2 separate regions of the Homo sapiens genome follow, and region 1 is linked to region 2. Evidence: chromatin contacts called from ENCODE Hi-C or POLR2A ChIA-PET data. All regions are on one chromosome and are shown on one strand. The core of a region is the stretch at or near the end of the contact, and the rest is flanking DNA. Distances in the headings are between cores, read along the strand shown.

Region 1 (5,516 bases), core at 2,066-4,565, 34 kb after region 2:
AATTTTAGTTGTAACTGTTTTTTAGTTCTTCCATAACCTCATGCTGTCAAGCTGCCAATCTACCATCACCACTTTTTAAAGTGTTGGCTTCTCATATGCTATGGTAAGGGAAACTAGATTTGACAGCTTGTTGGAATTATGTTTGAAATAGTCTAAGTGTGGGACTAGGAGGCTCTCATTACTAAAATTTATTAGGAATATATTTCATTCAACAAGATTTTGAACACCTGGTATCAATTACTGTGCCAAGGCACTGGCAATATATCTAAGACAAAGTTCCTGACCTCAAGGATCTTACAATCCAGTGGAATTGAGACAGACACACAAATACGATACAGATTAAAGTATCTTTGTATCCTCTAGGATACAAAGGTGAGACAAAATGGGTTGGCGGGTGACCTAGTTAGGTGTGTCAGGAAAGGATTTACAGAGAAGGAAATATTTGAGTTGAGACTCAAGAAAAGTATGAAACCAAGGTTTTTGAGTTGGAACTTCAAAACTGCAAGGGCATCTGCCAGATAATAAGAGATCAGAAAAGAAGGTCTTTCAGACAGAGGAAAATTCATACGCAAGAATAGATGGGTGAAACAATATGGAATATAGGGACAAGTACACTGGTATGGATTGAATTAAGGACAGCAGAGTAGGTGAGGAAGAAAACTGAAAGACTGTAGTTTGGAGTGTTCTGTAATAGTCTAGGCGGGTAAGGATGGGAGCCTTACGATAGAGGAGAAGGGACAGATTAAGCAAAGTTAAAGAGGCAGAATTAGTAATTCTGGGAGACTAATATGTAAGGGCAAGAGAGAGACCTAAAACATTCCTACATGTTGATTTTTTTTTTGAGACTTGCGTCTCGCTCTGTCACCCAGGCTGGAGTGCTGTGGCACAATCTTGGCTCACTGCAACCTCCGTTTCCTGGGTTCAAGCAATTCTCCTGCCTCAGCCTCCTGAGTAGCTGGGACTACAGGCATGTGCCACCACACACGGCTAATTTTTGTATTTTTAGTAGAAACGGGGGTTTTGCCATGTTGGCCAGGATGGTCTCAAACTCTTGACCTCAGGTGATCCACCCACCTTGGCCTCCTAAGTGCTGGGATTATAGGCGTGAGCCACCGCTCCTGGCCCTACATGTTGATTTAAGTGACAAACTGGCATAGATGTGATTGATCTCATTAGCTGGGATACAGAATGATCAGGAAGAAAAACGAAATCAAGGTCTGATGGTTGAATGTGAATACAGTAAATAGACAGCAGAAGACATGGGTTTCACCTTTTCAATGATATCTACTCTGAACATTCTATTAAATATCTGCTTCTCCCCTCCCCAATCCTTATTGATCTTACACTGCTTTACATTTTCATTTTGTCATCGCATTTATTACATTGTATATCACACTATATAAGTTACTTATTACACTTATTATCTACCTGGCCTCTCCAGAATTTTAACTCCATGGGGGCAGGAAATTTTGTATGAATACTGCCTGGCACAGAGAAGATGCTTAGTAAACAGTTATTAAATAATGGTAGAGCAGAGAGGTCTGGAGTTTTGGATTCAGAAGACAGGGTTTTAAAAGACAGTGGAAATGTGACACGGCTTAGGGTGAGTAGTGAAATGGAAAAAACCAAAAAGGAACACTACAGAAAATAAGGAGCACTACAAAAAAAAATCACATAAACACTAAATCTTCTACAGAGAGAACAAACATACAGCAAAGACTGATTAAAAAAATAGGAAAACCTGAAGAGAAGTATCAGAGTAGCAACAGGAACAAAGAATTTCCAAAAGGACAGTGATCCAGTGTTAAATGCAAAGGTTCAGTAGGACAGTGATGCACACTTGAATATTAAATGCAGTAACTAAGAGATGATTAGCCATCTTAGCAACATCAGTTTTGTGAAGTGGAGGAAGAAACCAGGCTGCAATAACTGAAGATATTATTGGGAAGCAAGAAAATATAGATATAACGGTTCACATTATAAGAAGTCCAGCTATGAAGGAAAGGAGTAAGATAAGGCCATAACCAGACTGGGTGTGATAACTTTTAGTTTTTTATATTAGAGGGTTGAGTTTATATAATGAAAAGAAAAGCAATGAAAGAAAAATAGGCTTAAGATTTGGTAAACTTAGAAAAGTATCTGTGAAGACAGGTTCTAGAATACAAAAGATATTAGCTTTTTAAAACATAAGGCAGAGAGAGGAACAATTCCAAACGACTACAAAACACAATAAATTGAGTATATGACCAGCGGGATATCTCCTAAGGATAAAAAGAACTGGAACAAAAAAATACACTGTTTTCAGCAATTATACCATTGGTGGTAACCTTAGTATTGTTATTCTAAGTCTAGTGGTTACATAATGTAAGACAAAGCAAATGAGTAAGCCTATGATACTCTTATCATTCCTGGTGTTGCTGAGAAGTGGCGGTATTATAAAACATAAGTACTGTGAATGAGACTCGACTATAGAGCTAGACTGTTTTAATTTATGCACATACACACACACTTAGAAATTTAGGGGCAAAATAATACAGTGTGTGGGATCTGCTTTGAAATACGGATGCTCGACTTATGAAGGGGTTACATCCAGATAAACCCATCCTAAACTGAAAATATTAAGTTGAAAGCTCAGGAACATACTGAATGCTCCTTTTTCACCCTTGTGAAGTCAAAAAGTCCTAAGTCAAACTATCATACATAGGGGAATATCTATGACAGAAGACGAGCAGTAAAGTGAAACAATACTGGCCACAAATCGATAATTGTTAAAGCTGCATGCTACATGGAAGCACATTTTACTATTCTATAACTACATAGGTTTAAAATTATTTATATAAGGGAAAAAGTTTTATCATATTACTTTTCTGCTCAAAATGCTTCAAAGGCTTTCACTCCAAGCTTAATCAGAATAAAAAATAAAGTCTTTATAATAGCCTAAAAAGCCCAATTTAATTTACCCTTATAGCCTTTCTACATCATTTTCTACTAATTTTCACATAGTATGTTATTTTTTCAATCTTCTTGCTTTAGGGCCTATCCATTTTCTGTTACAACTGACACTTCCTGTCACTTTCCAGGCTTTACTTTTCTCCATAGTACTACTGTCTTCTAATATGCTAAACAGTTATTTTGTTTGCCATCTGTCTTTTCCCACAAGAAGGTAAGTTATAGGAGGCAACAAATTTTTGTTTTGTTTTGTTCATGGCTGTACCCTAAATACCTAAAGTAGTACCTGAGATGTAGCAGGTATCTAATACATATTTGTAAAACTGAAGTAGTAGAAGTTAAAACAGACACATCTCTAAGACAAGAGGAAAGCAGGTAAGGAGAGGTACAAAAATAGATATGAGAACAGGAAGCTAACGGGGTTCCTGCTTATAACCTCAATTTCCTTTGTGCAACAGGAGAAAGATCATCTATTAAGAGAAAAGGAGGAAGCTGAGTAAAGTAGTGATAATTTGGAATAATTACTTTAGGAAACAGAAGTTCACAGGGGCATGCGAAAAGAATGCCAAATGATATACTAAGGGCTAGGGTGATACTGGAGACAATACAATGGTACCAAAATACATGGATGTCATTTTCTGTGCAGTATTCAGCATTTAGAGGCTAAGTGGTTGAGAAGAATTTTCTACAGCATAAATGGTATATACATGCACTGTCCCACATACGATTATCTGGGCACTTGAAATGTGACCTGCACGACTGAAGAACTTTTTTAAAATTTAGTTTTATTTAATTTACGTTTAAATAGCCACATATGACTAGTAGCTACCAATAACGGACACAGCAGGTTTAGGATACATGAAAAAAGCAGGCCGGGCGTAGTGGCTCATACCTGTAATCCCAGCACTTTGGGAGGCCAAGGTGGGTGGATCATCTGAGGTCAGGAGTCTGACACCAGCCTGGCCAACATGGTGAAACAAACCCTGTCTCTTCTAAAAATACAAAAATTAGCTGGGCATGGTGGCACATGCCTGCAGTCCCAGCAACTTGAAAGGCTGAGGCAGGAGAATCACTTGAACCCAGGACGCGGAGGTTGCAGTGAAGCGAGACCACGCCACTGCACTCCAGCCTGGGCAACAGAGCGAGACTCTGTCTCAAAAACAAAAACAGATTACTTTTCTAATGAGTCTCTTGAAAGCACACAGAACAGAAACTGAGATTTACCCAAACAGACCTATTTATTTTCTTAACTCTGACCATATATATTCTCCTTATTAAAAAAAATTTAGAGTACAAAGTGTTTTCATATATATTACCTCATAGACAATGGCAATGATATCATACCTATTTTATAGATAAAAATAAAAATTTAAGTGGTTAAGTGGTTATATGCCTTTCATAGCATTTCAGATAGTAAGCAACAAAATTGGGAATGGAGTCCAAGATGGACTGTTGTTCTATTGCCAATTTCTGAGACTTTTAACAGATGTAAACTTTGACTTCTCTCAAAGAGCCAAAATACACTAACATAAATTATATATATATATATATATATAAATATATATATGGCTAGATAGGTATCTTTCAACAAAATCTCAATAGAATTTAGTAACTTATTCTACAATTGTTGTGAGCTGATTCTGGTTCTCTCTATATCTTAAAATTTGATTAATTTGGCCAGGCGTGGTGGCTCACGCCTGTAATCCTAGCACTTTGGGAGGCTGAGGTGGGAGTATCACCTGAGGTCGGGAGCTCGGGACCAGCCTGACCAACATGGAGAAGCCCCATCTCTACCAAAAATACAAAATTAGCCAGGCATGGTGGTGCATGCCTGTAATCCCAGCTACTTGGGAGGCTGAGGCAGAAGAATCGCTTGAACCTGGGAAGCGGAAGTTGCGCTGAGCCGAGATCACGCCATTGCACTCCAGCATGGGCAAGAAGAGCAAAATTCTGTCTCAAAAAAAATTTTTTTTCACTAATTTGTAAGCAACTTCTGATTTTAAATAATATTAGCAATAAATCAGTTCTCGAAGTTCTTGGTACAAAGGCAGAAATACCCACCTTGTACCACCAGCCAAATTAAATTGATAAAAAATACAAGTACAGACTTCCAGTTCCAAAATGACAATGTTTGGGTTCACTCCCCTCAGTAGAAAACAAAAAAGAAATACACAATGCTGAGATTATCACCAATAACATCCCAGACCTCAAATATGAGAGGGAGACAGTCCTGGGGCCACAGAGAAGTGAAAAAACCAGAAGCAGATAATAAGAGAATTGGACTTTCTATTTATTTATTTTGAGAGAGAATCTCACTTTCTATCTGCAGTGCCCCTCCCAGCAATCTGCCCAGGACCACACTTTCCCACCAACTTATGGTTTCTACAACACTGGAAAAAGTAAGATCAAGGTGGACAACCAGCTTCCCTACCACCTGGGGTTTTCTGGCAGGAGATCTATCCCTGCCTCAACTGACAGGAAGCATCAGGAACACCCAAAGGGAGAAATATCCCTGAGGACAGCCAGAAACAAAGGAAGCAGAGAAGGACTACCATCCCCAGTCCTGG
Region 2 (5,504 bases), core at 3,005-5,504:
TAGAAGTTTGAGATTAAGACACTTAGTCAACAAAAAAATACCTAACTCAATGGATACTTCTTCATTTATAGTAAGAACCTTAGTTCTCTAGTAGCAAATCCACAAATAGCTGCTCTAACAGAAAACTGGGGAGGAAGAAAGTAAGAGACAAATACTTGCCAAACATTAATCTCTGATATGCCACCCCCTTAAAAAATATTTTTTTGGAGATAGAGAAATTAACTGTGATCATAAACCACTGGTTTTGTATTGTAGAATTTATATATTTGAATATAGTGGCAATTTCAGATCATAAAATTAAATGTAAAAATTAGATAAAATGTAAGATAGAAGTAAATAAAACATAAAAATTAGTGGAGAAAAAGCGGCTGACTTTTAATTAAGAGAAACAAAAAGGTAGCAGAGAGGAAGACATTCCAAAAGAGTAGATAAGACAAAATCTATTATATCTAGCTTTAATGTACTAAGAAACACACTATTATGTGTATGTGTATATAAAATATATAATTATACATGTATAACGGTGTATGTAATCATATTACATAGTTTAGGTGTAAGCCTAACTCATTCTTTTTGATTGACCATGACTGATGACAATTCTACTAAACAATAGAAAGAAAATAGACATTATTTAATCCATGAAGTAGATAATCCATTAATATTTAGAAGTTCCCTGACTTATGAAAACTCCCAACTTAAAGAACTTTTCTGTGCTCAGGAGACTGAGGCAGGAGGATTGCCTGAGCCCAGGAGTTGGAGGCTGCTGTGCACTATGGTTACACCTGTGAATATCCACTGCACTCCAGTCTGGGCAATGTAGGGAGACTGTCTCTAAAAAATATTTAAGAAAAAAAAAACTTTTCTAGGTAGCCTAGAACAAAAGCAAGTCAACTCTGTCCACAATTAATAGATGACATCTAATATTGACTTAATATTACTTTGGACTTGGTGAACAAATGGGTCATAAAACAGCCTCTCTAAAGCTACATGCTAGTTACCAAGCAGGGGAGATTTGACTAAACATTACAACCTGGGGGAAAAAAAGGCACTCATTCTGGCCCTTTTCTTAGAACTCTTACATGTGAATATGTATATTCGTCTCAAGATGAAAAGAGAATACGTATTTCACTAACACTTAATTTCATAAATTTAACTTCACAAGAGTTTTCTAGGCATTAAAACCTGGAAGGTACCTATCTTTTGTTTTTGTTTTTTAAGTTTTACTCAAGTATCTGAACACCCAACACCAAAGGAAATGTCATATAAGACAGAAGAGAAACAATTAAATTGCTCACACTAAGCCTATTATGAATTCATGGGGGTAGTGAGGGAGAGTAAGGGGAACACATAAGAAAAAGCAACACTGTATATAATCCAATATTCAAGTAAATGGCAGGTATCCTTCGATGTTAATCCCCCTCTCTGTCTTCTGACTATGCTTGCATTTCAGTCTGTCAGTCTCTGGCTCTAGTTGAGTTTGTCCTTTGTTCTTTCACTTTCTGACTGTCCTTTTCTATGATTCCATCCTCCTGTTTTCCTCTCCTTCACTTTGCCTCTGGTTTCCACACAGGCATGTGGGAAAACCTCATTCAGTTAAAAGGCACAAATGGGAGCCTTCAAGCATCCAAGTGCTTGTGAAAGTACTTTGAGTGTCCACATTGTCACAGATATTTCATATATTGTATGTGGATGAACACACGGACATAGTGAAACTAAGTGCTTTCTGCATTGTGCAACATACCTAAAAAGAAATAAGCAAACTGAGAAAAACTACTACTAGAGTAAAATGATATAGAAACACTTTATAGTGAATATTACTGTTAAGTATCTCTTATTTTGTCCAGCTGTTGCCACAAAGGATATATAATCAGTTGTGAAGCTATTAATATGGCAATTCTTTAACATCGAAATGAATACACAAAACCACAAGCCTCCCCTTATGTTAATTTTTACCTATTGTTAAGGACTGTTTGAATGAGCAGCATTAAATAGATAGTAATTTCCATAAGCTTCCAATTTTGTCACCAGATGATATAAGAGTGAAATACAGTCCACATTCATATTACTCTGAAGTAAAATTGGCCCTCCATAACCGTGGGTTCCAAACCCATGGGTTCAACCTACCATGGATCAAAAATACTTGGGGGAAAAAATATTCTACAAAGTTCCAAAAAAACAAAACTTTAATTTGCCATGTGCAGAGTACTATGTTCAATCCTGCATAAATGAAGTGATGTGTAAGCGTTGTGTTGGGCATTATAAGGAATCTAGAAATGATTTAAAGTATATGGGAGGATGTGTGTAGGTTACATGCAAATATAGTCATACACTATTAGGCAATTTCCTCACTGTAGGAACTTCATAGCATGTACTTACACAAACCTAGCTTACAAACCCGTACAGTATTTACTGTACTTTATACTGTAGATAATTGTAACACAAAGTATTTACGTATCTGAACAAAGAAAGAGGTATAGTAAAAACACAGTCTTACGATCTTATATGAGACCACTGTCATATATACATTCCATCATTTTTTGTTTATTTTTTGAGACATGGTCTTGCTCTGTTGCCCAGGCTGGAGTGCGGTGGTGCAATCATGGCTCACTGCAGCTTCAACCACGCCAGCTCAAGTGATCCTCCTGCCTCAGCTTCCCAAAGTGCTGGGATTACAGGAGTGAGCCACTGTGCCCAGCTGTGCATTCTGTCACTGACTGAAAAGTTGTTATGCAGCACATGACTGTACTATGCTATTTTATATAAGGGATGTGCACATCTGTGAATTTTGGTATCCGTGGGGGCGTCCTGGAACCAATCCCCCACAGGTATACCCAGGGACAACTGTAACTATCTTCTAGAAATTTGCCTCAAAATATGTGTATGTGAGCAGAATTTCTTTCCTGACTACATCTTGTTAGAGGTAAATATCTTAGCTGATATTACAAATCCACTTTTGGTGTGACAGCCATAACTGCATTTTGACAATTCTTAGAAATGGCCAAAATTACGAGTAACTACTAAATTCCACGTTAAATTACGCAAATTACCTACAATGACTGTCAGGTAAGATATATATTTCTACAAGTCTTTTAAAAATAGAGGAATAAGTGTTCTCTCATTTCCTCTTAAAGGGTACTTACTTGTGAAATGTAGAAATGAGATCAATGAGCATATACATAAAGCTAAGGCACGCAAATGAAGACAAAGGATGCCTTTAAGCTCACTGATCTTTAAAGCAGCACACTAGTATAGCTAAAACATTCAGCCCATTTTACCTGAGATAAAACAAAGTAACTGACTTACTATTACTGTTGCTTTGCAACTTCAGTTTACTTCTTTCTTTGGCACTCCTGCTGAGAACTCCATTGGGTTTCAAATCTTCTTCTATTTCACCTTTTCTCTTTTGCAAATCATTTTGCTTCTTTTTGTAAGTTGGCTTAGGTTGTCTTTTAGTCCTTTGCTCTGACTTGCTTTCACTTTCATCTGAGTCTCCACTTTCAGAGCCAGATTCATAAGTTCTTTTGGCTTTTCTCCTGTTGACTTTATCATCTTTTACATATTTATCAACTATGATCTTACTATCTACACTATTTTGTATATCACTAGATGTAGAGGCTATTAAGTTGACAGAACATGGCTTAATAATTTCTGATACAGAATTCCCTGAATTTTCCATTTTATTAGTATTTTTATCTTCTTCTGAGTGTCTGGTGAGCCAGGCCTTTTTCAGTTTAGTATGGTAGTTTGGTTGACTTGTCTGGGAAGCTTGCCCATTTCCTACAGAGTTTGCTTTGTTAATTGTACTACAGATTACAGTGCTATCCAGAGGAAGGGAGGCTGAAAGTGTCTGATTTTTTATAGCATTAGGTTCAGTCTCACTGGCATTACTACTTTTATACTGAGCTGCAGCCAATGCTGCCTTGTGCTTTTTTAAATGGATAAAATCAGTTGTGCCTGAGAACCCAGAACTGGGTTGAACAACACTTCCTGTCTTACTACTGGCTAATGTAACTGGTGCTGTGGTGCTGACCTTGCATTCTTGTTTTTGAGCCACTGGCTGACTGACACTTTTTGAAGATACACATTCTGATGATGTAGAGGCCAAAATGGTATTTGATAAAGAGGAAATTACTTCTGAACCACCCCAGCTGGAAACACTGGTAGTATCGGCAGCAGATGTGATTACATCCGTTTTGGTATTACACATCGTATTTACAGCAGACATGACTGAACTGGGAACACTGCCCTGTGAGACAGCCTGAAAGTTTTTTTCAGATTTTGTGTGAACACTGTCTGAATTCACATTTGGCAAAATGATTCTTCCAGTTTCTCCGGCTTCTGCTAGTTTGAGGCAATCTGTTTTATGTGCCCCAGCTGAAGATCTTTCACTAACACGATCTTTAGAAGCTAACTGCATTGCTGGCATACTATCAGTTTTTGTACTAGAAGATGGACGCACAATGACAGATGCCATAGCAGCCTGTAACTTTCCGCTGCTTTTCTCCACATGCCATTCAGTTTTCTCTTTGCTGAGGTTATTATTAGGTCTCCACATCTCCGTCAAACTCTGTTCTGAAGAACTCTTAAAATTTGCCTGGGAGTCTTTTGGTTCGGGTATTAGAGTTGGAGGCTTCTGTGATTCTTGAACTTTACCACCAGCATTTACTGGCATCACCGGAGTTAAAGTTGGAGGGGAAAGACTACTATAGCTGCCTTCCTTTCTTTCCAGGCTGTGATGGATTGGTGGGTGAAATACTGGTGCTCTATGTAATGCAGGCATACTGCGGAGTGTATTTGTAGAAGAAACTGTCAAATGGGTAGGACTCCTACAATCATTTCTGAAGGTTGTTACTGAGTGAGATGCAATCTGATGTGGAAGATGTTCTGGTATCTTGCCTACTAAACCTTCACTTTCTGGTTGGTGTTTAATCAAAGGTGGAGGCTTTGAAAGAGATGTTATAAATGAAGTCAGAGTTTGAGGATTAGCTGCTGCCGCTGCAAGGGCATTACTCTGTTTATCACCGTAAATATTTGAAACTTCTTTGGATGGGTATGATCTTGGTGGTTCATTGACCACACTATTAGACAATGTAGTGAAATAGTTACTTTGGGGTAAACTCTGAGGCACTGAGTGCTTCATTTTATAAAGATCTGATACTGAGCGTTCTACATCCATATCTTGTTTGATGATATGGCTTTTAGGACTGGAAGATGATGATGCCACTCTGGAATAATTCTCTCTCTCACCCTCAAGTCCCTTGATTTTAGTTGTAAAGGGAGCAACATCAATACTTTCTTGAAGAATTCGACGGTGTTCCTCTTTGTATTTGTTTAACCTCTCTCCAGTCTCCTGGGGTGGCCTCTGTAACTGATTTAATACTGGATCCACAAAATGCCTATGTAAGTGACAATCTTTTCCAGTCTGTGACCTATTTAGATCCAGGTCATTTTTGGCTGATGTGGATGCAACAGACCGTAATGGTTCCATAAAAGCTTTTCTTTCT

What was found. A loop is a pair of places that touch in the nucleus more often than their neighbours do. ChIA-PET counts read pairs that join two places held with the same protein, here RNA polymerase II (POLR2A). Pooled maps may share reads with other maps.
Region 1: a pooled map shows a loop between it and region 2 (3-fold over the local background). The contact joins two enhancer-like sites. A Hi-C loop is called at or near these places in 2 of 168 maps with a recorded cell type or tissue (B cell and Right ventricle myocardium superior), 5 of 37 single-sample maps with no recorded cell type and 3 of 50 pooled maps. POLR2A ChIA-PET finds 5 or more read pairs at or near these places in 11 of 52 experiments (AG04450, B cell, BJ and 8 more).

What each region holds. Positions count from the first base shown.
Region 1 is chr10:63,238,621-63,244,136 of GRCh38, forward strand. All of the region lies in intron 3 of JMJD1C (jumonji domain containing 1C), which reads right to left. Among named protein-coding and RNA genes, the nearest start is that of NRBF2, 110 kb to the left of the region's middle. RefSeq lists an enhancer at 2,106-2,642. Within about 2 kb of position 3,316, at least 3 of the 41 ENCODE cell types and tissues checked have a DNase peak (open chromatin) inside an H3K27ac peak, as active enhancers do.
Region 2 is chr10:63,203,292-63,208,795 of GRCh38, forward strand. JMJD1C (jumonji domain containing 1C) reads right to left here. Exons shown (of 26, transcript NM_032776.3): 10 at 3,304-5,504. Among named protein-coding and RNA genes, the nearest start is that of NRBF2, 73 kb to the left of the region's middle. RefSeq lists a silencer at 3,084-3,284. Within about 2 kb of position 4,255, at least 18 of the 41 ENCODE cell types and tissues checked have a DNase peak (open chromatin) inside an H3K27ac peak, as active enhancers do.